3 separate regions of the Homo sapiens genome follow, and regions 1 and 3 are each linked to region 2. The links are chromatin loops, found by intact Hi-C in ENCODE. Cell type or tissue: endothelial cell of umbilical vein. All regions are shown on one strand. Each heading gives the region's core, and the rest is flanking DNA. Links, peaks and the distances in the headings are about the cores only.

Region 1 (10,652 bases), core at 2,837-7,836, 150 kb after region 2:
AAAAATCACAGAATTTTTAAACTTGGTGGTACCATAGTCCAGTCAGTCCATCAAGCTATAGGCTTAGTGAGAAGAAGTCCATCGAGCAACATCCTCAGACTGGAAAGAGTCCCCATCAAAGGCAGACACCGACCTTGTCTAGAGATGAACCAAGTGACATCGGTACTTGCCACTCTGAGATCAGGACAGTGGGCCAAGTATCAGGAGTGGGTTGGACATGCCTGAGTGACAATACAGACAGAACTTTATGGTCTGGCAATAATCCACAAACAGACTGACAACCTATGTGGTGCTCTGAAGGAAAAAGCTAGGGAGCTAAGACAGTGTATGGGGCTGGGGGGTTGGGGTGGGGTCTGAGGAAAGACTGCCCTGAGAAAATACTGTTTGACATGAGATACAAATGGTGAACACAGGAATTAACTAGGTAAGTATAACTGATGGAAAGTAAACAAGGGGAAGTGTGTCCTGGGCAGAGAGTGGGAACAGCATATGTAAAGCCTGAGATCAAAGAAGGCCAAGTGCAGACAAAATGCCATGGGACACAACAAGAGATGTGGCTGAGGAAGTCAGCAGGGGCCAAGTCATAGGGCACAGGAGGGGGCCAGGCCAGCAGCTGGGCCCATAGTCTTTTTTTTTTTTTTTTGAGACAGCCTGCACTCTGTCGCCCAGGCTGAAGTGCAGTGGCACGATCATGGCTCATTGCAGCCTTCACCTCCTGGGCTCAAGTGATCCTCCTGCCTCAGCTTCCCCAGTAGCTGGGCATGAACCACGATGCCCAGCTAATTTTTTAATTTTTGATAGAGACGGGGTTTTGCCATGTAGCTCAGGATGGTCTCAAACTCTTGGACTCAAGTGATCCGCCTGCCTCAGCCTCCCAAAGTGCTGGGATTACAGGTGTGAACCACCACACCTGGCCACTGGGCCCATATTCGAAGAACTAGGAATAATGAGAAGCTACTTAAATGTTTAAACAGGGGAATGACATGCTCAGAGCTGCATTCTGAACACATCATAGGGCTGCCATGTGAAGAATGGATTATAGGGCCTAAGAGCAGATGTAGATGATCAGTCATGAGGCTACTGCAAGGATCCAGGGGGGACAGATGATGACAGAGTGGACTAAGGTGATGGAAGTGGAGACAAAGACGCAGAGAAGGGAGGCAGATTCATGAAAAATTGAGAGGGAGCAAAAACCACACTGGCGTAGCACCTACTCAGCTATGGAAGATGGTGGTGGGAGGTCAACCTGGCAGAGGCATAGCAGAGGAACTGAGGGAGAGGCTGTGACAAGGAGGCCAAAGCAACAGATTTGGGAGCTGAAAAAAATCAGGAGAAACACTGGATGAGGCCTAGTGTCTGATTTTGATGGATGGCACTGCCACTCTCCAAGCCAAGGAAAGAGAAGGAAAGGAGAGGTGAGAAGGAAGGAGACAGTCTGTCGCAGCCATACTGTCTGAGGTGTCTGTGGAAATGAGATACATGAGTCTGAAGTACATGGAAGAGGTCTGACCTAGAGATCTAGAGGTAGGCCATCAACATCCAGTTGGTAACTGAAGCCAGCCTAAGTATAAAGCACTCAAGGAAAAGGTCCAGGCCTGGTGCAGTGGCTCATGTCTGTAATCCCAGCGCTTTGGGAGGCTGAGGCGGGTGGATCTCCTGAGGTCATGAGTTCAAGACTCGCCTGGTCAACATGGTGAAACCCCGTCTCTACTAAAAATACAAAAATTAGCTGGGTGTGGTGGTGGGTGCCTGTAATCCCAACTACTCAGGAGGCTGAGGCAGAAGAATTGCTTGAAGTCAGGAGGTGGGAGGTTGCAGTGAGTCCAGATCGCACCACTGCACTACAGCCTGGGCAACAGCGAGACTCCATCTCAAAAAAAAAAAAAAAAAAAAAAAAAAAAAAGGTCCAGAATGAGAAAAGGCTAAAGGAATGGCAACATTTACAATAAAGGCATGGAGAAAAGCTTATTGAAGGATGAAAAAGCAGAAGAACCAGCAGAGGGTGGTACACAGAAACCAGAAATGCAAATACATTGTAATACAGTAATATTAAATGCTGCAGACAGGGCCAAAAAGAGAAAGGGAGCCAAGAGGCAGAGACTAAGAAGTACCTTTTGGGTTTTGAGATTAGACCACTGGGGGCAGGGGTGGGGGGAAGGGGGGAAATTCTGAAGACAGCCACTTGGGTGGAATGTAGACATGCATGCCAAGCTGCAACAGGCTGAGAAGCAGAGGCAGCAAGGGAAGTGGATATGGTGGTAGTTATAAAGGGAGGGTGGTGCAGAGGGTATGCTCATGTGAATGTGATGATTTCTTTTAAACACTGGAGAGACAAAGCATGCTACATGCTGAGGACCTTCAGCTAGTTTACTGGAGACTTCTCATGTGGGCAGGAAAATAAATTGGCCCTAAAGGTCCCATGTGACGAGGGAAGGTGGAAGCTAACAACTTCAGATTAGTTAAGGTGTTGGAATCTGTTGTCCCAGGAAGGTAAAGTGTTACTTTATCAATGAAAAGTCACATCAAAGATAAAACGCTGGGAGGACCACTGGCTTCAATGGAAAAAGCCAAAAAGAACCTGAAATATGCAAAGCAGATCATCATCACTGCACCATAATTGGGGTAAATGGTATCTTAAAGGGAACAATTCCTACTGAGTCTATGCCCCACAGAACAGACACACTGTGAGCAAAAGGAAAGGACTGGGAAAAGGACATCATGAGTAAAAGTAGGATTTGTCCATTCATAATTACTGTCCAAACCCCAATAATTCTCAGAAAGGCTGCTGGTAAATTTTTGTTGAGTTGAAGTTTGCGAAGTTATTGTGCTTGAAATTCTCAAAGTAGCTACTGGCAGAATTAGGCAAAGAGAGCTAATCATACTTCTTCCTACAGATGTTTAAAGATAAAGGACCTCAATAAGGAAAAAAACAAATAAGGAGGCTTGCACAGCCATCATGACAGCTGGCTAGTACCATCCTCTTCACATAAAGCATGCCATATCTTTGGGGCTCATGGCTTTCATCTGCAAAGGTTTCACTTGACTCCTGATTATAACCAGAATACTTTGCCCTGATCTCAGAAAATGACTCTTTCTGATCTATTTCAAGTCTAACATTTTAGAGACAGAAAAACAAAGTCAGAGATTAACTTCCAAGATTGCAAAGTATGCCACAATCCAATTTTAACTTTCTTCAGAATCCCAATTTTAAGTGGGAGTAGAAGGCCCACCTTAACAGTAGTAAGAACATTCATAAAGACTAAAATAGAACCTTGCTCAAAATAACTTGCACCCACTAGGTCAAACAGGCAGCTCAAATTTCTGCAATCTGAACCTTGCTCTCAATATTATGCTCACTCAAGTCAATGTTATAGTAGAAGTATGTGCTATTTTCACACAGCTATCTCAAATGTAAACAAGATCATTTAAAAGCCAGAAGAGAGCTCCATTAGTCTAATTAAACTATTCTGTGTTTACTCCTTCATAAAACAAAAGACTAATCCTTAACTTGTATAGAGGTTTATACAAAATAAGCTCAATGAAGTCCTAGACTGGTTAAGATGCTTTGGAAAAGACAAGAACTCCTACAGCAGGAACGCATTCTGGTGGCAGAGACCGTGAAATGTATATGACCTTCAGTATACTTAAAAGACAAGCAGACATCTGCACATATACATAGAACCACTTCTAGAAATCTACAGGAAGAAAATAATCCAAACACTGAAAGTTAGCCTAAAGCTAAGAGACAGAGACAGAAACATACAAGTGCTCAATACAAATAATCATTGACTATCCAACCACAGGTATTCAAGCAATCATTTACAATGTTTATAAAGTTTTTATTTACAAGGAAAAATAATCATGTTAAGAAAAAAGCATGACAGAAAATTATCTGCAAGTTATCATTCAGTTTAATTTTAAACTAAGAGGAAAAGGAAATACGCAAAAATTAAAAATAGTTATCTCTGGGTAATGAGACTAATTTTATTCTTTATACTTATTTGCTAAGTTTCCTCTGATGTATTACTTTTACAATCAAAAAAAGAAAACAAAAACAAAAACAAAAACCCTGAGTACTAGTTGAACCAGAGTGAATGTTCTGGCAGGCAGGAGTAATAAGAGGCCCAGGTGCTGTTTTAACTTCATATTATATGCATTCCATAAATATGAAAAATTAGTGCTACATATACCAGCTGAAACTCAGTGGCACTGTTCCATCAAGCAGGGGTTACACTGCCCACAGAAGTTGGGCTACAAATATGAAAACGGTACTATGGCTAAAGGCATGAATTCTTGCTGGGAAAGCCTTAAAACCGTGTCACTTTTTCAATGTAAAGTCTCAAAGTCTCAAATGTTGGCAAATCATGTTCTTAAGTCACTAAGTATGTGAAGTACATTATAATGTGGCATTATTTTCCTGGAGTGAAAAATAAGTATCATAGGTTTCACATTGTAATAAAGAAACACACACACACCCAACAGATAAAAGCTCCAGCTATAAACTGGGCCTAAGCAGTAGGGTCAGTAGACTAAAATGAATAAAAGAAATCCAAGGAACTCCAAATCACTCACAGAAGCCCACACATTAACTCAATAAAAGTCCTCACATATTGGAGGGAAACTGGCGGAAAAAAAGAAAATAAAAGAAAAGTAAAAAGAAAGAAAACTCCCACATCAAAGTAGGGGATGGAAAGGCAAGGGAGAGCAGTAAGCACACTACGGCCTGCTTCGTGGGAAGGTACTGAGTGCAAGGCCCCGTAATTACTTGGCAACAGAATGACCTGTTTTAACAACTATTCTAACAACCTGGGTGCTGACAGAGCTGCCAGCCTAGGGAGGACAGACTTGAATACTACAGAAGGGCAGTGAGTTTAGAGGACTGAGAGGAGGGGGCCGGCACTAGGCAGGGCCTCTCAGCTCCCAGGAGAACACAGTGGATGATCACTGTAGTTAGGAGTCAGAAGATCCAGGTACTGGTCCTCACTGGCTTCCTCTGTGACCCTGAAGTGTTCACATAAACCCAAGGGCTCTTACCTAAAATGACAATTAGATCACCGGCTCCCATCTGTCCTTACCATGATAGGACACTGAGATACTGGCTTTGATCATCATAGGAAAGACGAATTTACTCCAAAGTTGACAAAAAAGGAGCTCTCTATCTCCCCCTACTGCCTGGCCTAATATTGAAACAAAAGCTTCTAACCATCTGCACCCTGCAGGGAGGTGCTGCCAAAAACAACAATCTGCCATCATTTTGGTTGAGCACCCCTTCAACTGTAGCCAAAGAATTTCTCAAGTTGTTATAACCACAATCAAACAGAAATATGAAGAGTCATAAGGCAATGTTGGATTCTGAACCATTTCCCCCTTCCCAGCTGTGTTGTCTGAAGTCAGAGGCTCTACTCCTGAGTAGTCATTACAGCCAAGGGGGAGGTGCCAAGCGAGGAGAAACACCAGCAGCTTTAAGTTCATGAGCCAATTTCTCCCCTCCTATCAGAGCAAGAGCGTGAGCAGGGGTACAGCGAGGCAGGTACTTAGAACCTTGGTGGCAGAGTAGGTTCTTTCACACTTAGAATGCTTTCATGCAATCATTTTATGACCCCACATAAAATGTCATTTCTCTACAACAAGATTCTTGGGAACTGTTTAAATGATTAAACTTTGGCTACTATTCTGTGTAAGATGTCTTCCTGCTGTTGATGTTGCAGAATCAAAATTCTGAAATCAAAACAAAAGTACAAATCTGATGAAGTTACCAGATGTCTGCCTTGGACTCTATGCTGGTCTGCAGCTACCTCTCTCTCTAGGTTTCTTCACCAATTCAGAAGTCTGATTATATGATCTCTAAGGTTCTGTCCAGCTCAATAATCCTGCTAATCACTTTACTTAGATATCCAGGCCTCTATGTGTCACTTTACTTTGTAAAGCTGCTGTTGTGACTGTGCCCTGGTGACTCCATTGAGTCCATACACAAAATACTCATATCTTCTAGAGGTGGGGGTTAACATTATTGAAAGGTGATACCACTGCCCTCCATCTGTGGTCCCAAAACCTAGACAGGGCCTTTATAATATCAAATGCATCAGTAAATGACACTCTCCTAGAGTGCTTTTTAAAATTCTGCAGCAGAAATTGAAGACTTAAATAAATGTGAAGACATCCCCTGTTCATGAGCTGAAACACTTAAGACTGCTAAAATCGCAATACTCCCCAAAGTGACCCGCAGACTCAATGCATTCCCTAGTAAAACTTCAATTACCTTTTTTGCAGAAATGGAAAAGGTGATTGTTAAATTCATAGGGAATTGCAAGCGATCCTAAATAGCCAAAACAATACTGAAAAAGAACTCTGAGGACTCATACTTACTGATTTTAAAACTTACTACAAAACTACAGTGATGGAGATAGTGTGGTATGAGCATAGGATAGACATATACATTAATGGAATAGAATTGAGAATCCAGAAATAAACCAATACATCTGTGGCCAATTGATTTTTGACAAGGGTGCTGGGCATTCAGGTGGAGGAAAAGAGTAGTCTCTTCAACAAATGGTGCTGGGACAAATGGATATCTACAGGCAAAAGAATGAAGTTGGTCCCCCCCTACATCACACCACATACAAAAACTAACTCAAAACAGATTAAGAACGTAAATTTAAGACATAAAATTATAAAACTTCTAGAAGAAAACACAGAAAAAAATTGTCATGACCTGGGATTGGCAACAGATTATTACATGTGACACCAAAAGCATGAGCAACAACCACAAAAATAGATAAATTGGAACTCATAAAAATAAAAAACTTTTGCACATCAAAGGATATTACCTAGAAAGTGAAAAGACAACTTATAGGAGAAAATAGTTGCAAATCATTTATGTGATAAAGGTATATTATCCACAATATATAAAGAACTTTTACAACTCAAAAAAAGCAAATAACCCAATTTGAAAATGGGCAAAGGAATTGAACACACATTTCTCCAAAGATAAACAGCCGACAAGCATACTGAAAGATGATCAGTATCGTTAGTAATTAGCAAAATGCAAATCAAAATCACAATGAGATAAACCTGCACATGTAGGTTGTCGAAAATAAAGAGACAATAACAAATGTTGATGAGGATGTGGAGAAACTGGAACCCACGCACATTGCTAGTGGGGATGTAAAATGATGTAGCTGCTGTGGAAAACAGTCTGATGGTTCCTCAAAATGTTACATAGAATTACCATATGACCCAGCAATTCCACTCCTAGATTTATACATAACCAAGAGAAATGAAAAGATATGGCCACACAAAAACCTCCACATGACTGTTTATAGCAACACTATTCATAAGAGCCAAAAGGTGGCAACAACTCAAATGTCCATAGACAGGTTATAAACTGTGTCACATCCATACAACAGATTAGTGTTCTACCATAAAAGAGATGAAGTACTGATATATGCTACAACATGGGATGAATCTTGAAAACATCGTGCCGAAAGAAGCCAGACACAATTATGTTTTGGAACTTGATACAATACTGTGAACGTACTAAATGCCACCAAAATGTGTGCACTTTGAAGTGCATGGTTAATTTACGTTATATGAATTTCACCTCAACTAAAACAATAAATCTGCAGCTTGGAACAAATTTCTCAAGAGCTCTTCCCTGTGTGGCATATCATCTTTGTGTGTGTGCACCATGTGGCATGTGGGTCAACACAGGACTATCTGCTTTCAGTTCTAGATCGCTGACAGTCAGACACCATGATCTGAATAAAATTCACAGTTAAGGCCAGGCATGGAGGCGCATGCCTGTAATTCCAACACTTTGGGAGGCCAAGGCAGGTGGATCACCTGAGATCAGGAGTTCGAGACCAGCCTGCCCAACATGGCAAAACCCCATCTCTACTAAAAATACAAAAATTAGCTGGGTGTGGTGGCATGCGCCTGTAGTCCCAGCTACTCGGGAGGCTGAGGCACGAGAATCGCTTGAACCCGGGAGGCAGTGAGCTCAGATTGCTCTACTGCACTCTAGCCCTGGGCAACAGAGCAAGAGTCTGTCTCAAAAAAAAAAAAAAAAAAATCACAGTTAAGAAGGGAAAACTGCAGGTTCCTGACCTTTTTTCTTTCCTTAATACTTGTACAAATAGGTTTCTTTCTCACACACACACTCTTCCACATGCACTGATCATGCTAACAGAACATGTCTGTATCATGCTTTATTCACGCTGACAAGACAGGAACCCTATCCAACCCACTCACGCTATGTCTTATGAGCTTTGAGCAGACATCTGGGAGTAATGTAGTCACCTCTGTCAACCACAAACAAAGCTTCTCTTTGCTCTGGAAGTGAAGCTGGAAGGCTTTTCTGGTATCTTTGGCCTTTGCCTTTCTGAATGGGCTTTCTTCTATACCCTCCACATTCTCTAACCTCCTCTTTGGGCTGCCATTTGTGCTTCCTTCCACGTGCCTTCTCCATTTCTAGGTTTTCTCATGTTCATGACAAAAACATTACCCACAGATTTTCAGCAGCATTCCTTCCACCCTTGCCTGGTGTTTAAGGGCCAACATCATAGGCCAAAGTCAATCATGACACCCTGAAGCAAAAGTCAAAAACAAACAAACAAAAAAAGATGATTATCTCAGAATAAAGCATAATTCTACTTAAAGGAAAAAAGAAAAGTAGTACAAAGGAGAAAACCTACAGAAACTTCTAAAAATGGTTACCTTTCCGTACTAACATATTCTTTACAACCAATCATTAAATCAGATTTGTTAAGCCACTTTTAATGCAACCTTAAAAAAAAACCCTTTTCTCTATAGAAAAAGGTTACATCAAGTGATGGATTTCACAGAACAAGTATTTACTGAGGAACAAATATGTTCCTGGCACTGTGAGAGCACTCAAAGAGTATACAGTCTAGCAAACTTTGGGAGACCTGCTGAAGGCATTACAGTTTCAGAAACTGTCCATGATTTGATAACTCTCACAATTTTAATAAGCATCTGATCAAATTATTATTAGCATCTTCATTTTTTTCTTGGTCTATTTCAAGGTAGACACAAGTGAGAATATTTTCCTTACTGACAACCTATCTTGAATTCTACCCTAACCCCTTGTTTGCTGCTATTTCCCCCTGACTAGAGCATAAGCCCTTTGAGGGGAGAAGTGCATCGTGCCCATCTTTGTACATCTGGCTGGCACAGGCTTTGCTGACTCCCTGAATGAATACGTAGCTTCTTAAAGAGCACAGACCTTAATCTCCCACTGGTGGTCTGCAGCACCTCCTTCCCACATCTGACTTTGTCTTTCTTCAGATACCTGTCTGGTCCAGTCTAACTGCTCCCCATTTATAAACATGCTTCTCTTCTTCAACTGCTAGTTCCTTTTACAAAAAGGTTTTATTGCCTGACAGGAAGTTTGGACTTACCTTAAACCACAATCAGAACCGCCAAATGCCTCCTTAATCTACATTATGTACGATCAAGTGGTTTGGTTTTATGTTCACCTGTGTTTTTTATACCAGAATATGATTTCCTCGAGGGAAGAAACACAATCTCCTACTTTGAGCCGTAATTCCCTCTCCTACATCCTAGGCTCTGAATCATCACACGCCCTATCCTGACATGCAGGAGCCACCGACATAAAATTCCCAAGTGAAAGAGAAAAAGATGCTTATTACATAAAGCAAGATACAAAGTTAAAAAGGAAAGCACAAAACCTAAGTATATTAGAGCTTTGGGATGAAAACAGACTCGCAAGCAAATAACTACTTCTCCAAAGAGTTCTGAGAATTTCATCTATGTATATCCTGAAGGCAATGAAAGGATTAAAAAATAAAATATTTAATTAGCATTCTGATTTGGAAGTTTTAAAACGGACTGGCTGTGTTACAAAAATGAATGTTAAAAAAGTGGGTAAACTTTATGTACTGCCCCATCACGCAGAGAGACTTTTGGACAATCTGAAGGAATTCACAGTATTCACGCATCTTTCAAGGGGCATACATTTATCAAGTTCGGCCACCACCATAGGGATGTGATGGGACAGGACCAGTCTATTACAGAATGTGAGAGAAAAATCTTAGGTTCAGGAGAGCAGACTGCCTAAATTTTTAGCAAGCGTGGATAAAGAAAAGAACTAAAACCATCTCTCAAATCTTATATTGTGAAGCGGCCAGATCACTTGACGTCAGGAGTTCAAGACCAGCCTGGCCAATATGGTGAAACTCTGTCTCTGCTAAAAACAAAAAAAATTAGCCGGGCGTGGTAGTACATGCCTATAATCTATAATCCCAGCTACTCAGGAGGCTGAGACGGGGGATTGGTTGAGCCTGGGAGGTGGAGGCTGCAGTGAGCTGAGATCACGTCACTGCACTCCAACCTGAGTGACAGAGCGAGACTCCATCTCAGAAAAAAACCTTATACTGTATCTAGTCATTTGCTTTCTTTAATGCAGCAAATCGGCTCTATTTTTTACAATAAATGGTTCTGCTCATGTGCCTCGGAGACATGGTTTGAGATAAGAACCTTCAGTTCAGACTCTGTACGTTGGTTCCAGTGGTGGGGCCTTTCTGTTCCGCTTCTTCAGCAATGGAATGCCAGCCCCATTCCACTGAATGAACCGCGCAGAGCAACGCAGACTGGAAAGTTACAGAACGCAT
Region 2 (10,652 bases), core at 3,441-8,440:
GGTGAATGCAACACACTGATTGGCTCAGACTTAGATCACATAAAGCTCATGAGCTGAGAAGGGAGGAGAGAAGATTCCTATCCAGCAATTATGGGCAGCAGAGTCAATGGAGGTTCTGCATCTGCTTACCTTATGGTCTGACCTCCTTTGCTTTGTAGATGGGCAAACTGGGGCCCAGAGGGGCAGGTCATCTGGAAAGATTTGCAACACAACTTGAACCTGCTGCTCTCATGACTTCTAACCAATGATTCACGGTCCAAACGTATCACACAAAGATTCCAGTCATGGAGGGACCCCACTCTGTCCTTGTGACCCATTTGCCTGCATCTTACAGGGGATGAAGGAGGAAATCAAAGTGTGTGAGGCTTCATGAAGCCTTGGGCAGAGCAACTCTGCAGTGGTTGTCTTTGACAGGCTCAGGTCCCAGCCTCTATCCGGGCTATTCTCTTCCTGGGGGAGAAGGAGGCGGCTCTCCAGCTGCAGACATTACCTGACGTCCAGGTGAGGGGGACTCAGGGTCGGCGGTTGAGGAAGGGAGTTGTTGGGCTCGAGCTGAGCTGGGGTTAAGGAGAGGGAGAACTGCAGAATTCATGAGCTAGAAGAGGCCTGGAGGTAATCTAGTGTAAGGCAATAAATACGAGGCCTAAGCGCTACCAATCCCCAGTATAGATCCGTGGCAGGCATTGTCAAATCAGTCACAGAGTGATATCTCTCTGGCAATCCTAGCAGCTCCTGGTGGGTGCTGCCACATGATCGAGAATTGCACATGGCATAGAACCTATTTGAAAAGCTTCATCTGGTCCATCCCTCCTCCCTTTGTTTTCAGAGGGGGAAACTGAAGCCTAAGGCCACACAGCAAGCTAGACGCAGAGCTGGAGTCACCTGACTCCAGTGCCTTTTTCACACTGCGGTCACACCTGCTCTTCCTGTATTTCTCGCCCTAATTAATACAGATGTGGAGCTGAAGCGGGACTCTGCAGGAAAGAGCCCTGCAGCTCCCTTTAATTAGTGCCATACACCACAGTAATGAGTAAGGGCAGTCAGTCCTCTGTCCTGCTTCGGGATGTGATTTTAAAACTCTCCTTCCTCCTGGTTAGTGAAGAGGCAGATTGTGGGCTGGAGGTGTGCTGTTCCAACTTTAATGTGCTTACTGATCTCTTGGGGAAATACATTAATGTGCAGGTTCTGATTGAGTAGTTCTGGGTGGGTCCTGGGACTCTGAATTTCCAACATGTCCTAGGTGATGCCGGCGATGCTGGCCCATGGACCACACTTTGAGTAGCAGGAATATCAGGTGGGTCCAAAAAAACCACAGAATCCACCAAATCCCAAGCCTAGGTATCTGGAGCTATTCCCAGCATAAACCTCAAATTTCTCTGCCTGGCAGAAGCAGTCACCTAGTTCTTCCATGTCTTAGAGGACACTGTTGGGATTTAGTGACTTTTCTCACCAGCCCCAAGAAGGAAACAGCTCTTGGCTCCTCAGGGAACTGTGCAAAGATTACAAAGAAGTTTCATCACAAGGGCCAGCTTCCATCAGTTTGTATGATTGCCCGGAGAGCTGTACTGGGAAAGAGCCAAGCTCAGAGGGAACGAGTGCTATGATTGATTAATGATGTCTGCCTTGGGCACAAGCTAGGAGAGTGGCAGTATGAGTGCTGTTTATTTGCCATTCCCTAACCAGGGTCTGGTTCTGAATTTTGATTTGTCAGAGTTTCCAGAGAAGATTGGTTGCTGGCAAAGCAACTTTTAAAGCTGGAGTCAACCTTACTTGTGGGAAATGAACTGGTGCTGGGGCAGGGATCTGGGCAGGACCTTCTAAAATGACTGTCCTCACTTTGAGTCCCTGGTTCTCCTGATTCTTTGGTCTGCAGGTGGAGGTGCTGACCTCATTGAAGGCCCTCAGCCACCATGTGGACCCCAGCCAGCTGCCCGCAGTCCTGGAAGGCCCCTTCCCCTACTGCCACACCGAGTGGGTTCATTTCTTCCAGGTGTTTACCGTCACAGCCTTTAGCCCCTGACCCCCACTCCTTCTCTTCTTCTCTTCACTCTTCTGTCCCATGGATCCATCAACCCTGCTATGCTAAAAAATAAACGGTCACTCAACAAATGTTTACAGTGAAGGTACAGAGTCAAATGATTAAGAGCTCAGGCTCTGGGGCCAGGCTGCCTACATTGCAATCCCAGCTCTGCTGTGTGATTTTGGATAAGTTACTTACCTTCTCTGAGCCTTGGTTTCCTCATCAGCTAAACAGGGGATAATAATAGTACCTCCTCATGGGGTTTTTGTGAGGATTAATTTAGTTAATACGGGTAAAGAGCTAGGTCTATGTTAACTGAAAATAAATTTACAGGGCCGGGCGCTGTGATTCACACCTGTAATCCCAGCACTTTGGGAGGCCGAGATGGGTGGATCACATGAGGTGAGGAGTTTGAGACCAGCCTGGCCAACATGGTAAAACCTCATATCTACTAAAAATACAAGAAAGAAAAAGTTAGCCAGGCATGGTGGTATGCACCTGTAGTCCCAGCTACTCGGGAGGCTGAGGCATGAGAATTGCTTGAACCCAGGAGGCAGAGATTGCAGTGAGCCAAGATCACACCACTGCACTCCAGCCTAGGTGGCACAGTGAGACTCTGTCTCAAAAAGAATCTTAAAATAAAATAAAATAAATTTACAGGCACTTGCTCTATGGACCCACACAACTCAGGAAGCTCAGGGTCTGGTTCCCTCCTATAAGAGGGAGGAAATAAGGCAGCCGCCAGTGTTGGGCTCCTTTCCTGTGTAATCACAGTCCCTCCTCCCCACAACCCCAAGAGGGGGCATTTCATACCCAATTTAGTACACGAGGACACATAGGGCGAGGGTGCCTTTCGGTGGGCTTAAACCACACCGAAACCGATGCCCATCAATGCCCGCCCCGGGTCCTCTCTAGACCAGGGTTGCTCAACCTTAACCTATTCACATTTGGGGTTGAGCAATTCTGTTTTGTTGGGAGCTGTCTTGTGTATTGCGGCATGCTTGGTACCAGCCCTGGCTCTACCCACTGTTTGCACCCCACAAATTATGACAATTAAAAAAGTCTCCTGACATTGCTGAATGTCCCCGGGGGCAAAGTCACCCCTCATTGAGAACCGCCGGTCTATACTAACAGTGTAACATGGTGGCTTATTTACTTTTTGCCCAAGTGATCTTTTTAAAATTGTGTGTTTTTGAATAGGCAGTAAGTATATTCACATTTCAAATGGTCCAAAAAGATACCTACTGAACAATCTCCTTTTCCGCTTGTCCCCCAGGGTCCTAGCTTCCCTTTCCAGAGGCCTCCAATGAATCCACTGGTTTTTGAACTGTATTTTAGCTTTAAACCCTTTCCTTTACATGAAATCTTACCTGTAGACCCACTACATGGAAGTGAGAATGATGATAAACACAGTATGGGCTGGGCTCTGTTCTAAGTGCCTTGCATATATTAATGGGTTTAATCCTCACACAACCCTATAAGGCAGGAACTACTATGATCTCCATTTTAAAGAGGAGGAAGCAGAGACACAGAGAGGTTAAGTAACTTGCCCAAGGTCTCACAGCTTGTAAGTGATGGAGCTGGGCCGAAGTGGGACTCAGCTGAAAATGTTCCCCTAACTCTGCCCTCTTCCTTTCCTTACCAATCATGGTATCCCCACTGGCCTGGGAGTCGCTCAGGCCTGTCTCCTTTCTTCTCCCTCACTCATACTCAACACCAGTGGTTCTCAAAGTGTGGTTCCCCAGGCCAGCAGCATCAGCAACACCTGGGAACTTGTTAGAAATGCACTTTCTACCATGCCTCGCCCCAGAGGAACTGAAGCAGAACCTCAGGAGCAGAGCCCAGAGCCTGTGTTTTAACCAGCTCTCCAGATGCTTCTGATGCACCTGGAGTTGGAGAGCCACTGCCTCCCACCTCCCCTCTGTGCTCCTGAGATGCAAGAGGCATCCTCCTGGTTGGCCTGGGCTGACACCTGCCCTTTGGTCCTCTGTCCTGCAGAAGCTGGACCCTTTCCTTGCTGACCTCCACCAGGCCTCTTCCCTGCTACAAGCTTCCATCGAGGAATTCGAGAAGGCCGACCCCCCTGGGGGGATGCAGGTGAGCCTGGAGCATGGTGACTGGGGAAGCTACATCACACCCCAGACCCCATGGACCAAGGGCTTCGAGAAGGGGACGGCCTGGGGAAAAGGGGGAGGACATTATTCCTGTTTTTCATCATTCATTTGACTCATATTTGAGGGGCACCCACTTTGTACCCTGCACTGGAGACCAGCCTGGAGCAAACTGACTTATCCCTGCCCTCTTGGGGCTCGTGGTGCTGTGGCAGAGGTGGTAGTTTAAAAAGCAAACTATTATAAATGGGTATGTCATTCCAAATTGTGTCAAGTCCTGTGGAAGTAAGATTGGGAATAATGAGGGAGGGAGGAGGGCCTCTCTGAAGAGCTGGAGTTTAAGTTGAGGCTTGAAGTTTGAGAAGGAGCCTGCCTTTGTGGGGGGCTGTGCTCCAGGCAGGGGGCAAACACATGTGAAGGCCCTGAGGTGGGATTATACCTGGGGTGTTCAGGAGTAGCAAGGAGGCCAGTGTGGAGCAGAATGAGTGGGAAAGAAGCATGAGTGGAGCTTCTAGATGCAGCAGGAGCTGGACCAAGGAAGAGTTGGGCTGGGATTCAGTTCGAAGCCTGCAGGGAAAGCCACTGGAGAGTTTTAAACCAGGGGTTATCAGATTTGCACTTTGAGATCCGTTCAACTGCCATGTGGAGAACAGACTGTAGGGGGAGCCAGAGGGCAGCAGGGAGATCAGCGAAGAGGCTGGAATGGGTGTCCCAGCAAGAGATGCTGGAGGGTGGACCAATGAGGTTGCCGTGGTGACGAGAGGGGACATGGCTAGAGGGGATGTTTTAGAGACAGAAATGACAGACTTTCTGGAGGACCTTGAATGCCAAACTGGGAGTTGGACTTGATCTGGGTGTGGGGAGCCTTGGAAGGTTGCAGAGGGAGAGTGGGGATGGGGCCTCAGGGCACCTCCCTACGCTGGCAGGAGGCTACCAGGTGCCTGAGCAAGTCCAAGGAGCTGATGGAGGCTGTGCTGAGGGACCCCGGCCTACTGGGCCTCCAGCGGGAAGGTGGAGCCACCCTGGCCAGGCTGCAGCATGATGCCAGCAGGCTGGACTTCAGCCCTGATGTCAGGTACAGACGTCCAGGCCTTTCCTCTTCCACCCCATCCTGTTTCTGGCCCAGGAGCTTGGAGCTGGGACCACACCACCTAGGGCACACATAGCTGAGCCCCGAGGGCGCCCAGCTTTGCAGTAGTTGCAGGGCCTGTATCCCAGGCTGACGCCTGGTCACAGAAACCTGCCCTGAGCCCTGGCAATTTCCTCGCCCCTTCTCTGCTTTCCCTCCTTCAGCCCCAGCCATCTTGAGCCTGGGATGGGCATCAGAGGATGTCGCCTACCCATTTCTGGTCACCCTTTTGGAAAAGCACTTTCTCTGACCCACACACCACGCTGAACCCCTGCAAGAGCCTGCCTCATTTATTTCTGGCAAGAACCCTGTGAGGTCCACATTGTCCATTTGGCTGATGGGTAACTGAGGCTCAGCGAAGGGAAATAGCAGCTAGACAGCGGCTGGTAAGGGATTTGAAGCCAGGCCTTCTGGGCATTTAACCCCTACCCGGCCCTGCCTTTCCCGGTAGGCTGCTCAGACACACTTGTGAGAACCTCATGGTGTCTCAGGGGTCTCAGAGCCAGAATAAATTATAGACATTCCTGGAAAGTCCCAGCTTTCTTAAATTTAGGGGGTGGGGAAAAGTCAGTCATTAAATTGGTCAGTAATTGCAAGTATTTTCACCCTCTTAGAACACAGCTACTTATATTCAAAGTCAAGGGCTGGTATGCATGAGCTTTTAAGAACATTTTGTTTACAGAACCAAGACCTAAATAGCACTTTGTATGTGTCCAGCATTTTTCTCAGGGATTTACAAATACCAGCTCACTTAATTCACTCCGAGGTAGCTGCAGATATTATGCCTATTTTACAGTGGAGGAACCTGAGGCTCAGAGAAGGTAAGTGATTAGTCCAGGGTCACATAGCTGGGATGTGGTGGGGCCCGGACTTGAATCCAGGCAGTCTGGTCCCAGAATCTTGAACACACCACCCAGAGCTGCACTAGACTTGAGAGCAGGCTTACACAGATGGACGCACGGGCAGCACTGGTATGGGGTCATCTCCCTGCCCCTCAGTGCCTGGTGGGGGTTGGCACTGCCTTTCTCAGCCTCTTCCACCCTTACCTGCCCCACCAGCCCAGGCCCCTCCTGTCCATCCGAGGCCCCGCAGACCCGCAGCTACCAGCATCTCCAGCAGGGGTCACTGTGGTCCCACATGAGCTGCTGTGGGCGTTTGTTCTGCAGCGGGTCCCTGCAGCCCCTAGGCTGTCCCCGTCCCTCCGTCCCTCCCTCTCCAGGCAGGCAGAGATTTTCTATCCTATTCACGCACCCTGGGCCACACCTCTTCCCTGCAAGGGTGGCAACCCGTGGGGAGCTGCAGTCAGATGGGGAGGCTGAGGTAGAGCAAAGCACCCTCCAGGAAGTCAAAAGCTTTTCTTCCATCTTCTCTCTTCCATTTTCCCTCTGAAGGCAGAGGAGGGCAGAGCAGGGTTGGAGATTCCTCCCTTCACACAAATATCACCATGCCTGAAATCCCATCCACACTTCTTCCTTAGTGACTTGTGGCTTTGAGCATTTTTTAAAATTATGTGCAGAAACAGCCCTGGGTGGGGTTCCAACTCAGGTTGTCATCTGCAAGTCGATTCCCCTCCCTTGACCTCAGTTTTCCCATCTGTGAAATGGAGGCAGGGCCGGCAGGCATGTTGCAGCTACTTCCCACCATTGCAATAGAAATAGCACGGACCTGACAAACATCGTGCGCTGGGCACTGTGTTAAGTGTTTTGCACGCATGAGCGCTGGTTCTCTGCCCTGGCTGTCCCTGGAACCGCCTGAGGTGCTTTAGAAAGCATCAGTGTCTCAGCCGGGCGTGGTGGCTTATGCCTATAATGCCAGCACTTTTGGAGGCTGAGGCAGACAGATCACCTGAAGTCAGGAGTTCAAGACCAGCCTGGCCAATATGTGAAACCCTGTCTCTACTAAAAATACAAAAATTAGCCCGGCATGGTGGTGCGTGCCTGTAATCCCAGCTACCCAGGAGGCTGAGGCAGGAGAATCGTTGGAACCCAGGAGGCAGAGGTTGCAGTGAATGGAGATCGCGCCACTGCACTCTAGCCTGGGTGACCAGCCTGGGTGACAGAGTGAGACTCCGTCTCAAAAAAAAAAAAAAAAAAAAAAGGGAAACATCAGTGTGTTGGTTGCACTCAGAGTCTGACTTTGTTGGCCTGGGGCAGGGCACTAAGATTTGTTAAAGCTCCCAGGGCAGGTTATAATGTATAGCTAGAGTTGAGGGCCAGGGCGTTAGATCATTTAATCCTTACAACCATGCTATGAAGTGGGTTCTGTGATTATCTCCACCTCACAGAATAAAAAGCAGAGACATAGAAAGGTTGAGAAATTTGCACAGAGCCTCCTACTAGAAGGCAGCAGAGCTGGGCTTTGAACCCAGATCTGTCCGGCCAGCTTCATTCCCTTCTAGGGAAGGGGGAGGGTCAGTTCACTTCCTACTGTGTTCTCTTGTCCTCCCAGTCCCATGGAAGACCAAGGCTGAGGCCCTTGGTGAAGGGCCTGCCCACAGTCACACAGCAAGTTAGCTGGAAACCCAGGCTGGGGCCACAGAGATGGAGGGGCAGGCCTATGCGGGACAGAAGTACAGCAGGGTGAAGAGGGCAACAGAGGCCTTTTCTCACCTCCGCCCACCTCCCAGGAGCCATCTGGCTGCAGCCACTGCCTTGTACAGCCTTGTGGACGAGCAGCTTCATGTTCTGGTCACCGCTTCCAACAGCCTCCTGGGGAAGCTGGAGCTCCGTGTCCGCCTGGGCCGCCTGGAAGCTGCCATTCACCAGGTGAAAGGGGTGTCTGGCTTGGGGTGTGGGGGTTCTGCCTGGCCACATTCCACAGGAAAGCCCCGACTCTGGGCCCGTCCCTAGTCAGGTGCTTTGTTCTGGAGAAAGGACACCAAGCTGGCGATCCTTCAAAGGCCAGGCAGGCATCCTTGGGGCGTAGCACATGACCTGGTGCTCAATAAGTGCTCAGTGGGTGAAAACATAGCCCCAAGAGCTGCACTTATTGAGCGCCAACTCTGTGCCAAGCCCTGGGCCAGAGCCGTTGTGAACATCATTGCTTTCTGAACTCATGGGGAAGGTGCTAGGATTTCATCCACTGCACAGATGAGGAAACTGAGGCTGGGAGACATTATGTTACCTGCTTGTGGTTGCATATCTCGGGGTCTGATTCTGGAACCTGCACCTGGTGTGGCTTCATCTGACTGCCGGTGCCGAGAACCAACACATTCCTGTCAGCCTGGAGCTGTGGGGCACGGCACACTCCTGCATCAGACAGCCCTGGTTCATTCCTGGCTCCAGCACTTACTCGTGGTGTGGCCCTGGACAAGATGTTTAACTCTTCAGTGCTTCAGTATCTTCATTTGTTGAATGGGGGGTAATATCAGTACGTGCTACATTGGATCTGTGAAGATAAAGTGAGTGAATAGGCTCTTTAAGATGCCCCAGAATAAGAAAGGAACTTCCACTCGGGGTTGAGAGCCATTATATACCCTCTATCCCTCATTGAATCTTCATGTCTACCCCATTTTACCACTGAGTAAACTGAGGCCCAGAAAGGGGGAGTGGCTTACCATGTTCACATGGTGAGTTCCCAGCAGGCCCATGGACTTTCCTCTGCAGCCTGCAGCTTCTTCTCCAGCACTGTTTGCATGTGCACGCGCACACAAACACACACACACACCCGAACAGGGAGCTCATCACCCCTGAGGCCACCCCTTTTATGATCCGGCGTCTCTGAGTGGTTAGAGTAGCCTGAAGTTCACCACCCTGTGCCTTCATTCAGATAACTGTGCACTGAGGGCGTTGGCCAGGCCAGATGCCCTCCAGGGTCCCGCTTTGAAGAACATGACCACACACTCCCCCTCCCCAAGTCATTTCTTCCCACGCCCAGAATTGGGAGAATTTCAGTCCAAGCCAGTGGTCACAGGCCTAGCCACTGAATGAGTGAAGACAGAAGACCTCAGCCTGCAAGGAAGTGGGGGAGCTGGACAAGGGAGGTCTCCTAGCAGCCCCTCATGTCCAAATCTGCCTCTCCTGCCCCAGGTCAGCGACTGGATGGAGCAGGAAGGAAGGCGGTGCCTGCAATCACTGACCCCCAAGGATGGAAGTTTGGAGACAGTGGAGAAAGCCCACGCAGAATTTGAGAACTTCTTCCTCCAGGCTGCAGTGCGTTCCAGACAACAGAGGAGCAGGACTGGAGCAGATGGAGAGGGCGTTAGAGGGGGTGGCACTGCCAGGGCAAAGCTGTGGAGGTGGGAAAGAGCAAGAAAAGTTCCAGAGACAGTGAGGGAACCAGCTTGGATTGCAGAGTTCAGCTGAGATGTTATCTCCCCCAGAGATTCTTACCAGATGGCCAAGCCCAAAGAATATTCTGAATCCCCCAGAGGGTTTCTTAAAATGCAGTTTCCAGGGCCCCATCCTAGACCTAATAACTCAGCCTCACAGAGCCGGGGGTTGGAGGGCAGGGAAGCTGCATCAACGTGATGCGATGTGACAAGGCTCTGGACCACAGGGTGATTCAGCCCCGTATCAGCGCTCAGGAATTCTCAGGCCAGTGGGGAGCGGGGGCGGGGGCGGGGACAAACAGGGAAGCGCACAGTAAGGGAGAATGTGGGGACTCAGAGCAGGAGCCTTTGGAGTCAGAGAAGTTTTCCAGAAGGAACATCTAAGCAGAGCCCGGCTAGGCAAAGTGAACTGCCATGGCGAGGGCCTGGAGACTTCCAGAAGCGTGATAACTGCTCTTAATTGTTCAACCCTCACCAGGAGCTAAGCCCTGTGAGGTGGGTGCTATTAGGGTCCCCATTCTACAGATGAGGAAACTGAAGCTCAGGAAGTCTCCTGGCTCGCCAGCAAGGCAGCTGGAGGTTGCTGACCTCCGAGGGAGGCCCCAGCCAAGGTGGGTGCTGAGTGGGCGCCCCCTCCTCTCCCCTCTCAGGCCCAGTACCGCCGAGGCCTGGAGCTGTCCAAGCAGGCCGCTCAGCTGGGAGCTACAGCCAGAGGGGCTGGGGAGGCAGAACGTGCAGAGTTCCCAGAGCTGGCAGCCTTTGCCTCTACCCAGCGGGCCTTCCAGGCTGAGCTGACCCACTTTTACATGGCGGCCGAGCGGCAACGCACGGACCTCGAGACGCTGCTCCACCTGCACCGCTTCTGCAAGAGGGTGAGCCCCGCGGCCCACCTGCACAGATACCCCCCGATCCCCTGGCTGGGGCTATGGTGGGGACAGGGATACCTAGACACAGCCCCATGGCCTGACTGCATAGACACCGCCCCCATCCCTTGGATACCTAGACACAGCCCCCCCCCACCCACTTGCACAGACACCACCCCCATCCCCTGGCTGGGGGCACAGCAGGGACAGGGATACCCAGACACAGTCGGAGGCTCATCGTGATTCACTCCCCAAGTCT
Region 3 (10,652 bases), core at 3,495-8,494, 110 kb after region 2:
TTAGGGCCAAGATCACCACCCGACAAGGGACAGAGCTGGATTTTAACAATAACTACAGGCCGGGCGCAGTGGCTCACGCCTGTAATCCTAACACTTAGGGAGGCCGAGGCAGGTGAATCACAAGGTCAGGAGCCGGAGACCAGCCTGGCCAGCATGGTGAAACCCTGTCTCTACTAAAAATACAAAAAATTAGCTGGGCATGGTGGCACACAGCTGTAGTCCCAGCTACTCGGGAGGCTGAGGCAGGAGAATTGCTTGAACCCGGCATACGGAGGTTGCAGTGAGCCAAGATCGCACCACTAAACTCCAGCGGGCGACAGAGCGAGACTCCATCTCAAAAACAAAAACAAGCACAAAAACAAAAAAACAATAACTACAGTAACAACTTCACCCCCACGTGTCAGCACTAAGCAGTGGCTGGCTCTGTGCTAAGCACTATGAGTATGTTTGCCCATCCAGTCCTCACGATGAGCCAGTAAAGGAAGCTGCAATTATTATCAGTCCTGTTTTTTACAACTGGGTTTTGAAGTCTTACAGGCACAGAAAAGTACAAATTATAACAGCCTGATGAGTTTCCACAAACTGAACCCGCCCGTGGGACTCACCCCACATTACAAAACAGAACATAAGATATAATAGCAAAAGCATTGGTAATACAGGAGAAGACTGATAAACTGGACTTCATAAAAATTTAACACTTTTCCATCTCATAGAATGCCATAAAGTGAAAACACAAGCCGTGGGATGGGGGAAACATTTGCAAATTATATATCTGAGTCTAGCATCCAGAATATATAAAGAACCCTTACAATTCAACAATAGGAAGGTAAATAGTCTGGGTGCAGTGGCTCATGCCTGTAATCCTAGTGCTTTAGGAGGCTGAGGCAGGAGGATGTCTTGAGGCCAGGAGTTCAAGACCAGCCTGAGCAACATAGCAAGACCCCATTTCTAAAAAACAACAACAAAAAAACAATTAACTGGACCTGTGGCACATAATAGTCCCAGCTACTTTGGAGACTGAGGCAGGAGGATCCCTTGAGCCCAGGAGTTTGAGGCTGCAGTGAGCTATGATGGCACCACTGCACTCCAGCCTGGGTGACAGAGTGAGACCTTGTCCCCCTCCCCCCAAAAAGATGGGCAAGGGATTTGAATAGGCATTTCTCCATAAAAGCTATACAAATGGCTAATAAGCACATGAAAAGGTGCTCACATTCAACATCATTAGCCACTAAGAGATGAAAATCAAAACCACAAAGAGATGCCACTTCACCCCCAGCAGAACGCTATGATCCATAAGACAGATAATAACAAGTGTGAGCAAGGAGGTGGAAAAATTAAAACCTTCATACACTGCTTCTGGAAACATCGAATGGTGCAGCTGTTTTGGCAACAGTTCGGCAGTTCTTCAAAAGGTTAAACATAGAGCTACCATTTTACCTATCAATCCCATTCCTGGTGGAATTACAGAATAAAAAACATATGCCCACATAAAAGTTGTACACAAATATTCACAGGAGCCAAAAAGTAGAAACAACCCAAGTGTCTATCAATGGATGATAGTAAACATCCATTCTTTGAATGCAGTGAATAAAGGAGTAAACAAAATACAGTATATTCATGCAATGGAATATTATTCTGCAATAAAAAGGAATAAAGTACTGATATATGCTACAACATGGATGAAACATGAAAACTTTATTGTAAATGAAAAATGCCAGTCACAAAAGACTGCATATTGTACGATTTCATTTATATGAAATGTTCAGAATAAATAAACAGATAGAAGATAGATTAGTGGTTGCTTGTGGCTGTGGTGGTGGGAGAGGCAGGAGGATAAGGAATGACTTAATGAGTAGTTTTCTTTTAGGATGATGAAAATGTTCTAAAATTAAATTATGGTGATGGTCACACGACTCTTAAGTATACTTAAAACCATTGAATTGTACACTTCAAACAGGCGGACTTCACGATATATGAATTATATCTCAATAGAGCAGTTTAAAATAAAAAGACAGTCCATGCCTTTATTCATGCTGTTTTCCTACTTGAATTGCCCCTACCTTCTCCTATGTCTTTGGATGTCCAAAAGTAACAGATTTCTAAGGCCTGACTCAAATGCCATTACAGATTTCCTTAATATGTTCCAATCAGAAAAAATTTTTCTCTCCTCTGAACTCCCACGCCAATTCACCGTTCATTCACTCAGAGATTATTTAAAAGGCACCAATCATGTGCCTGGCATTTTTGACATTTTACATGATTACTTAAGGGCCCATTCATCTCTGCTACTCTACTACAAACTTTGAGAAGAAGATTGTATCTTACCTCCTGCTTACTCAGAACCCAGCAATGTGACCAGCACACAGCTGGCATTCAAAGAAGGTATGTGGAATTCATTCTAAATATCCTTTTTCTCATATCAGCCTCCCCCCGGGAAACAGGTCCTCCATGGAAGGTTCCAGGCCTGATTCATTATTGCATGCCCTAGAGAACAGCCTAGAACTTAATAGAAGTTTGTTTGTTTCTTTGTTTTTTGAGTAAACACAAAATGATTAAATGATGATGGCTTTAGTTTCTACCATGACTGTCCAGTCAAAGGTTTTAAAAGGAGATGAGACTTACCTCCAGATTTGGGAGGATGGGTACAGATAAGTGAGGATTAGCAATCTAGATGGGGCACCGCAGGAAGGAAGGCATGTTACCTTACAAATATCTACTGGGAACAGAAACCATGAAAAGTACCAGCAGAATTAAAAGAGAACCAAATACTGATGGTTGCACAACATTATGAATGTATTTAGTACCACTGAACTGTAAACTTAAAAATGGTTAAGATGGTAAACTTTATGTTACATATTTTTGCAACAATTTTAATAACTGAAAAAATAGAGAAACCCAAATAGAACTTCTAGAAATGAAAAATACAATAACTGAAACATAGAAGTCGATGGTTGGGTTTGATAGAAGATTAAACAGAGCTAAAGAAAAACACGAGTGAGGCAGAAGATAAATGATCCAGAATATAGTACAGAGAAGTAGATAGGTGTTAAACATAAAAGAGAAGTTGGGAGACATGGAAGAGAGGCTGAAAATATCTGACATCTATTTAATAGCAGTTTCAGAAAAATACAAGAGAGAAAATGGGGCAGACACACTAACTGAAGAAATAATGACAGAGAACTTTCCAAAACTGATGAGAGGTACTAATCCACAAATTCAAAAATCCCAACAAATCTCAAGGAAAGTGATAAGAATAAATCCACGTCTAGACATCACAGTGAAGGAGAAAAACATCACAGACAAAGAGAAAAATCTAAGGAGCAACCAGAAAATAAGAAAAATAACCTTCAAAGAAATGACAGAGTGATGAAGACTTCTCAACAGCAACAACAGAGCCAGGTGATAGTAACATGATACATTCAATGTGCTGAAAGAAATTAACTACCCAACTAAAATTCCATGCTCATCAATATGTACTTCAAGAATATGGGTTAAATAAAAGCATGCTCAGACAAAAAAGAATAGAGCACATTCTGCTTGTTGAAACTTGTTACAGTGTACACTTTATGTAGAAGAAATACGAACACTGATGGAAGGCTTGAGATGAAAGGAGAAGTGAAGAACAAAGAAATGATCAATCCATCTGCCAGTCTAGCTGAGCACTGACTACATAAAACAATAACATTAATGTCTTGTAGAGTTTATCTTTTTTAAAAAAATAATTAGAATACACCAAAACCATGGAGTATATGTCAAATTAGAGTAGCAGTGTTCTAAGGCCTGGAAGAAGAGCAATGGTACTGATTATATTTAGACTTCAGTAAGTTAAATATTCATGTTGTAATTTCAATGATAACATTAAAAGAATAAAAACAGTGCATAATCCCCAAACTAGTGGAGAGGGGAAATAGAACGCAAAAGTAATCAGTTCAAAATGGGAAGGAAGGAAGGAAGGGAGAAAGGGAGGAGGCGGTAAGAAGAAAGGAAGGAAGGAGGAAGGGAGGGAGGGAGGGACAGAGGGAGGGGAGGGGAGAAATCACAAAATAAGCTAGTGGGTTTGCACCCATATACATTGATAAATTATATTAAATATCAAAAGACCAAATGCTCCAGTTAAAAGATGAATATTCATGAAGATTAATTAAAGAGAAATGGCACAAAAATATTAGAAATAAAAAATGAACATCACTACAGATGCTGCCAACATTAAAGAAAAAAGAGGCTATTTTGAAAAATTTTGATCCAATAAATTTGAAATTTTAAGTGAAATAAGCAACATACTAGAAGGTATAACATTCCAATTTTGATTTAAGACAAAATAAAAAACCCTAGATAGTCCTTTAACAATTAAATAAATTGAATCAGTTGTTAAAACCCTTCCAGTAAGAAAACTTCAACCTCAGATGGCTTCATTGGTAAGTGCTATCTAACATTCATCTTTGATAATCTCTTCCAGAGAATAGAAAAAGAGTGAATAAACTCCAATTCATTGTATGAGGCTGAACTACCTCGGAGGCTGAGGTGGCGGTATCCCTTGAGCCCAAGAGTTCAAGGCTGCAGTGAGCTATGATCAAGCCACTGCACTCCAGCTTGAGTGACAGAGAATGAGATCCTGTCTCTTAAAAAATGAATAAATAAAAAATGAATATTAGCCTCCCAAAATTCAACATTATTAAAAAATACCACAACCCCCTAGAATTCATTCTTCTCCCTGCAGCCAGAGGGAGTTTCTCAAACATAAATCCAATCATGCATGCCCTTGCCTAGCCATTCAATGTCTCCCTGTTGTCCTTACTATGAGCTGCATGGTCTGGCGCACTCCTGCCTCTCTCTGTCAGTTCCCCAGTCACCCATTCTGCTGTAACCAAACTGGACTTTTTTGATTTCTCAAAATATCCCAAACTCTTTCCCTCTTCAGGGCTTTTGCACAAAGCTATTCTGTGGTGTTCTACTTATTTCTTATACTCTAAAAGTTAGAGACATAACATAGTAATTTATTGCTGGGGATGGTGGCTCACGCCTGTAATCCCAGCACTTTGGGAGGCCGAGGCAGGCAGATCACTTGAGGTTGGGAGTTCGAGACCAACCTGACTAACATGGAAAAACCCCGTCTCTAATAAAAATTCAAAAATTAGCCAGGCATGGTGGCGGGCGCCTGTAGTCCCAGCTACTCGGGAGGCTGAGGCAGGAGAATTGCTTGAACCTGGGAGGTGGAGGTTGCAGTGAGCCGATATCACACCACTGCACTCCCGCCTGGGTGATAGAGTGAGACCCCATCTCAAAAACAAAAACAAAACAGTAATTTATTATGTTTCCGGGGTTGACTGTGCCCAGTTGAGTGTTTCTTTCTGCAGCTGCAGTCAGATGGGGGCTAGGGCTGCAGTCATCTGAAGGCTCGAGGGCTGGATGGAAGACAGCGCATTCATATGGTGGGCAGTTGACGCTTGCTGTTGGCTGAGAGCCCAGTTACATGGTTGGCCACTCCATGTGGCTTAGAATTCTCCCAGCATGGCAGCTGGATTCCAAGAGGAAGTGGCCTAAGAAACAGAGTCCGAAGAACCCAGAAGCAAAAGCTACTGGAGTAATTAAAGGTTACATCCAGAAATAACACAGCATCACTCCTGCCTTATTCCATTGGTCAAAGCAATCACAGGTCCCACCCAGAATCAAGGCTGGAGAAATAGACTCCATCTCTTGCTGAAGGAGTGGTGAGTCACACTGCATAAGAGTGAATGTGATGGGAGATACTGCTCAAGCCATCTTTGGAAAATGCAGTTTGCCATAGCTAGTCTCTTCTTGTCATTTATGCCTGCCCTTAAATGTTTCATGACTTTCCCTGTCCACCCTATCAAGGGTAGTCACTATGTCATGTCACTCTATTTTAATTTTTGTCATAGCCCGTATTATCATCTGGCATTATGTGATATCATTGTATAATATTTGCCTTCCTACAGCTGAACCTAAGCTCCTTGAGAGTTGGGACTTTGTCTTGCTCAGTGCTATGTTGCTCCTTCCTCATGAGGGCAGGGCGTATGGTAGGTGCCCAGAGACTTACTGAATTATTGAATGAAGCTTCTGGGGGAAGGTTTGCACTCGGCAGGCAGGAAGCTCTTTTGAACATCCAGGGATGAACCTCGTGAGAACAGGCTACTGCACATGTCATTGAGTTCCCTATTACTGGCAGGGTTCATGCAGGGACAGGATGGGCTGCCTCCAGGAGTGCCAGAGAAAGAACCTGGACTCAGAGGGAGAGGCTGGTCCTTCCCCATGCTGGACCTCAGCTCTTCTCACCTTGGGAGCCAGCCTCTCTTCTTACCTTTGGCTCCTCTTCAAGTCAACCTGATCCCTCTGGTTTCTGGGGATAATGAGCCAGGATTTATGGCTCCACTTCAATCCCTAATATTGTCACTGTCCATTCAACCTCCCCTAGGCTCTGCTTTCGCAGAAAACCCACAACGGTTATTTCTCCTCCCTTTCCCCTAACCCCGCCCCACCAGGCTTATCTTCCTATTTCAAGTTTTCTGGCAGAGAACACGGCTCCCCCATGTGGTGGGCATTGGGCTGGAGGCCTCTCCACACACAAACTTGAGGGAGGTCACTCTGTTAGAAGCCTCCAAAGGCGCCCCATTGCCTAGAGGAATGTTTTCTCCATACCACAGGCCCTTTGATTAAAGCGAATCCTTCCTTGAACCACCACAACCACCACCACCACCACACTGAGCTCTCACTGTGTGCCTGGCACTGTGTTCTGAGCTTTGCCTGTTTGACCTCACTGAATTCTCCATAATTCCTCAGGAGACAGGGGTTATTATTGGCTCCTCAGGTCACACGGTATGGGGACTTGGGACTGGAACATTCTCTGTTCAGACCACACATTTGTGAAACACTGTGAAACATTGTACCCGATCCCCTAATGGCATAGCACAGAGTAGTAGAGCTGCTTTCGGTGGAGCGGGGAGTAGGGGGGTCAGGAGCCCTGCCTCCTCAACTCTCCCACCTTCTTCCTCGAAGCAGCTCCCCCAAACCACTGAGGCACCACATCCATCATGCTCCCCATGGTGGGGCCAAGGAAGCAGAGCGGATGATCAGGTGGACTCTGGAGTCAGAGAGCTCTGTGCGTTCCAGCTGCACAAACCTGGGCCTCGGTTTCCTCCTGCAGCATGGCGCTGATGGGCATGCCTACTTTGGGAGGGTTACCATGAGGATTAAACAAGATGGGGATGGCACCCAGGAGGTGCGCCTTGCCTGTGGGCCTGGTTTATCAGCAGTCTCTGGGGTTTAGGGGAGCTCCTCAACACCTCCCTCTGGACTCAAAACCATAGGCCCAGGGTCGGGAGCTGAGGAGTCAAGGCAGCCCTGACCCCTGCCAGGAACACAGGCCGATCAGCTGTGCCGGCTCTACTTGCAGCTGGTGCATCGCGGGCAGATGCAGGGAGGCAAAGCTGCTAATGAATCAGTCAGTTTCCAGAATGTCCCTCCTCCCCCACCCCCCGCCCCCCACAACAGAATGCTCCTGCCCTGACAGGTGCCACAGGAGGGCTGAGGCCCAGCTGGCAGCAGACCCAAACGTTGGTTGAACCACTGGGTAACTCTGTAATGAACGGTCCCCCAAGCTGGAGGCACTAACCTTGCTGCCCACCTGAAAGTCTGGGCTCTGGGGTTAACCCTTCCCTTCCCAGCCCCAGCCCCAAGAGCTCAGCTCGTGGCAGAAGGGCTGCACTGATTACCCATTGCTGCTGAACTAATGACCCAAAAACTTAGCAGCTGGAACTAATAGTGGTTTCTCTGTTTCTGTGGCTTCGCTGGGTGGTTCGGACTCAAGGGTTTTCACGAGGTGTTGGCCTTGGTTGTGGTCATCTTAAGGCTCGGCTGGTGGAGGGTCCAATTCCAAACTCATTTACTACCTGTTGGCAGGCCTCAGAAGAGCTATCTCCAAGATCATCTGTATGAGTTCAAGGTTACAGTGAGCTATGACCGTGCCACTGCAGCCTGGATGACAGAGTAAGAAGAAAGAAGAGAAGAGAGAAAGAAAGGCAGAGGAAGGAAGGAAGGATGGAAGGAAGGAAGGAAGGAAAGAAGGGAGGGAAGGAAGGAAAGAAGGAAAGAAGGAAGGAAGGAGGGAGGGAGGGAGGAAGGAAGGGGAAACATCTGTTGAATTGAAAAAAAGATTTAAGTCCTTGTGCAGCTGATAAAACTACAACTTTGAAACATAAATTCGTTGGAATCACAGAACTCCGGGGCTCAAAGGGGACTCAGAAACCATCCAGCCAAACTGATTTTCTCATTTTCAGAGGAGGAAACTGAGGCCCACAGACAGGAAGGACTACCCAGGCTGCAGTAAGTAAGGACAGAGATGAGAGGCCTCTGGGGTGACCCCTCACCTGCTGTTTTCCGTCAGTCACAAGCCCCATCTACCTTCTGTCACCACCTAACCTTCACCACTGGCATTTGACAAATGCTAACAGGTCACTCCATCAGCCATCGGCACAAATGCTGGAAGTCACTGGGAGGCCTCCTTTCTGGTAAATTATTTTCTCAGTTTTGGAAATACCTAAAGATGCACAATCAGTCTAGAAAATAGGCCGGATGCCGTGGCTCAAGCCTATAATCTCAACACTTTGAGAGGCCGAGGCAGGAGAATTGCTTGAGGGCAAGAGTTTGAGACCAGTCTGGGCAACATACAAAGACCCTATCTCTACAAAAAATGTGAAAATTAGCTGGGCATGGTGGTGCTTGCCTGTACTCCCAGCTACTCAGGAGACCAAGGCCAGAGGATTGCTTGAGCCCAGGAGTTTGTGGTTACAGTGGCCTATGATCATACCACTACACACTACACTCTAGCCTAGGTAACAGAGTGAGACCCTGTCTCTTAAATTAAAAAAAAAAAAAAGAAAAGAAAGAAGGAAAGAAAGAAAACAATCATTTACCCCAAATCAAGAACCAGCTCTGCTTTGGAAAATTCTCCACTGTGGGTTTCTCCCAGGTGGAGGCCTAAACTGGTTGAGCTGGCAGGGGCCAGAGACACACTAGGCTAATTCCAGAAGGGGTAACAGGCCAGAGAGGGACAGAGACTTTCCTGAGGTCACACAGGTCATCAGTGTCAGGGCTGGGACCAGAACCAAGGCCCCTTCACCCTCAGGCCAATGGCTCCACACAAGGCTGCAGGTGGCAGGCCAGGATGAACTTGAAGAAAGCTACAGACTGTGACCCAAGGCTAACAGATTCTTCTTATAACAAGGGGTTCTTACTGAGACCGCGGTCAGCTGCGCAGACTCCTGCCCTAGATACTCAGCAGAGAGTAACTCTACTTGCAAAAGTGGCAAACTGGTGTTCCAACAAGATCCAAATTAGTTTCCAACATTTAAAATCGAGAGATTCTTACATACAAATCTAGGTTTTCAGCTTCCTTTTAGAAAAATCGGACAATCTGGCGATGCAATCCGGCATGCCAACACCTGGTTGACCTGAGCAGTGGCCGTCTGCAGAGGCAGGCACACCATCTGTCTCTCCTGTCCAAGTGGGCCAAATTCCCTCCTCCTCACTGCCTTCTCAGCCTTTGTAGGCATTGAAGGTTGCAGCCCCTCTTCTACTTAAGTTTGCAGAATACCCTCTATAACATACTTCTCAGGTAAGTGGCTTCTTTTGCTGCCTCCAGGGACCAGGAGTTCACTACCAGTCTGTTCCATTGTTGGCCGGGTAGATGATGGTGGGGGGAGCTTGACTGGAACCACAGCATCTCTGAAACCGTGTATAACAGGTCATGCTATAATGTAATCCCAGAGCCTAATAAACTTTATTGCCTCATAACCAGAACTCTCTGTGCTTGTTTTGGCTGAGGAGATAAGAAATCTACCACTAGGAATGACTTTACAGACTTGCAGGCCATTCAAATAAAGTCCAGACACCACTGCATTCCGGGTAAACTAGGGGCCAGGTCTGGATGGCCTTTTTGAGGTTTCAAAGGCAACTATGGCAAATATCAAGAGAGTTTGGAGGTCCTACCTACTTTGGGTTCTTAAGCAATGACAGCTCTCATATAAATTACTTTCCCATGACTCAGGCCAGGCTGAGCTGACTCCTGACCTTGCCAGGAGCTGTCATCACCATCCCTGTGTCATAATCCATGGGAGGAAGCGGGGAGGGTCTCATAGCAATGTCAGGCCACTGAGCACTTCATCAGGAGGCGGCCTGGGAAATTTGAGCAGACACTCTTTATAAAGTTCTTGGCAAGCTTCAAAGTTTGGAATGTTAAAATAGCAATGGCTTTGTTCCTACCACACTTATCAGCAGTCCAATCTCAAAGCCAACAGAAATATTAGTCTGGACCATTGGATCTGGGAGGGGCCTTACATGCTTCATCTCATCCCATTCTGCACCTTAACCAAGAAGCTCCTTACAGCACCCCAGCCGAGAAGGGTCAGCCAGCCTCGGTGGGGCCAACATGTCTTCCTGGTCATGGGGCAGAAGCCCTCCCCACTGGAACATCCGTCTCTTGCCCCAGTTTTAACCTCAAGGCAAGAACCATTTTTATGCTCCATCTTCATCCAGAGCCATTGAGTCCCACTGTCCTTGCTTTTTCTTCACTTACAGGTTAAACTGTTCCCCATCATCCATTCCTTCCTGGGAGAACTTGATTTTGAGGCCTGGCCACC

The links. Hi-C counts contacts between places; a loop is a spot of excess contacts. Peaks named below come from ENCODE experiments on the same cell type or tissue, not always from the same donor. Only the 100,000 strongest peaks of a DNase experiment are listed, where the experiment ranks them.
Region 1: it touches region 2 in a loop (8-fold over the local background); 41 of 110 quality-filtered maps call a loop at or near these places.
Region 3: it touches region 2 in a loop (8-fold over the local background); 10 of 110 quality-filtered maps call a loop at or near these places.

What each region holds. Positions count from the first base shown.
Region 1 is chr20:38,068,158-38,078,809 of GRCh38, reverse strand. All of the region lies in intron 6 of RPRD1B (regulation of nuclear pre-mRNA domain containing 1B), which reads right to left. Among named protein-coding and RNA genes, the nearest start is that of RPRD1B, 40 kb to the right of the region's middle. RefSeq lists an enhancer at 5,336-5,445. In endothelial cell of umbilical vein, for the core only: a CTCF peak has its summit at 5,183 (motif pointing left); a DNase peak (open chromatin) is centred at 5,289; H3K27ac peaks cover 1,403 bases.
Region 2 is chr20:38,217,003-38,227,654 of GRCh38, reverse strand. It overlaps KIAA1755, which reads left to right. Exons shown (of 14, transcript NM_001029864.2): 7 at 415-501; 8 at 1,874-1,990; 9 at 4,019-4,117; 10 at 5,058-5,206; 11 at 7,887-8,025; 12 at 9,289-9,411; 13 at 10,181-10,402. Among named protein-coding and RNA genes, the nearest start is that of KIAA1755, 38 kb to the left of the region's middle. RefSeq lists enhancers at 8,025-8,526, 8,941-10,140. In endothelial cell of umbilical vein, for the core only: CTCF peaks have their summits at 4,808 (motif pointing right) and 6,369 (motif pointing right); DNase peaks (open chromatin) are centred at 4,794 and 6,394.
Region 3 is chr20:38,109,505-38,120,156 of GRCh38, reverse strand. LOC124904899 (a long non-coding RNA gene) reads right to left here and starts at 10,139. Exons shown (of 2, transcript XR_007067580.1): 1 at 9,622-10,139; 2 at 5,279-5,537. RefSeq lists an enhancer at 7,605-8,104 and a silencer at 10,076-10,370. In endothelial cell of umbilical vein, for the core only: a CTCF peak has its summit at 6,541 (motif pointing left); a DNase peak (open chromatin) is centred at 6,516; H3K27ac peaks cover 424 bases.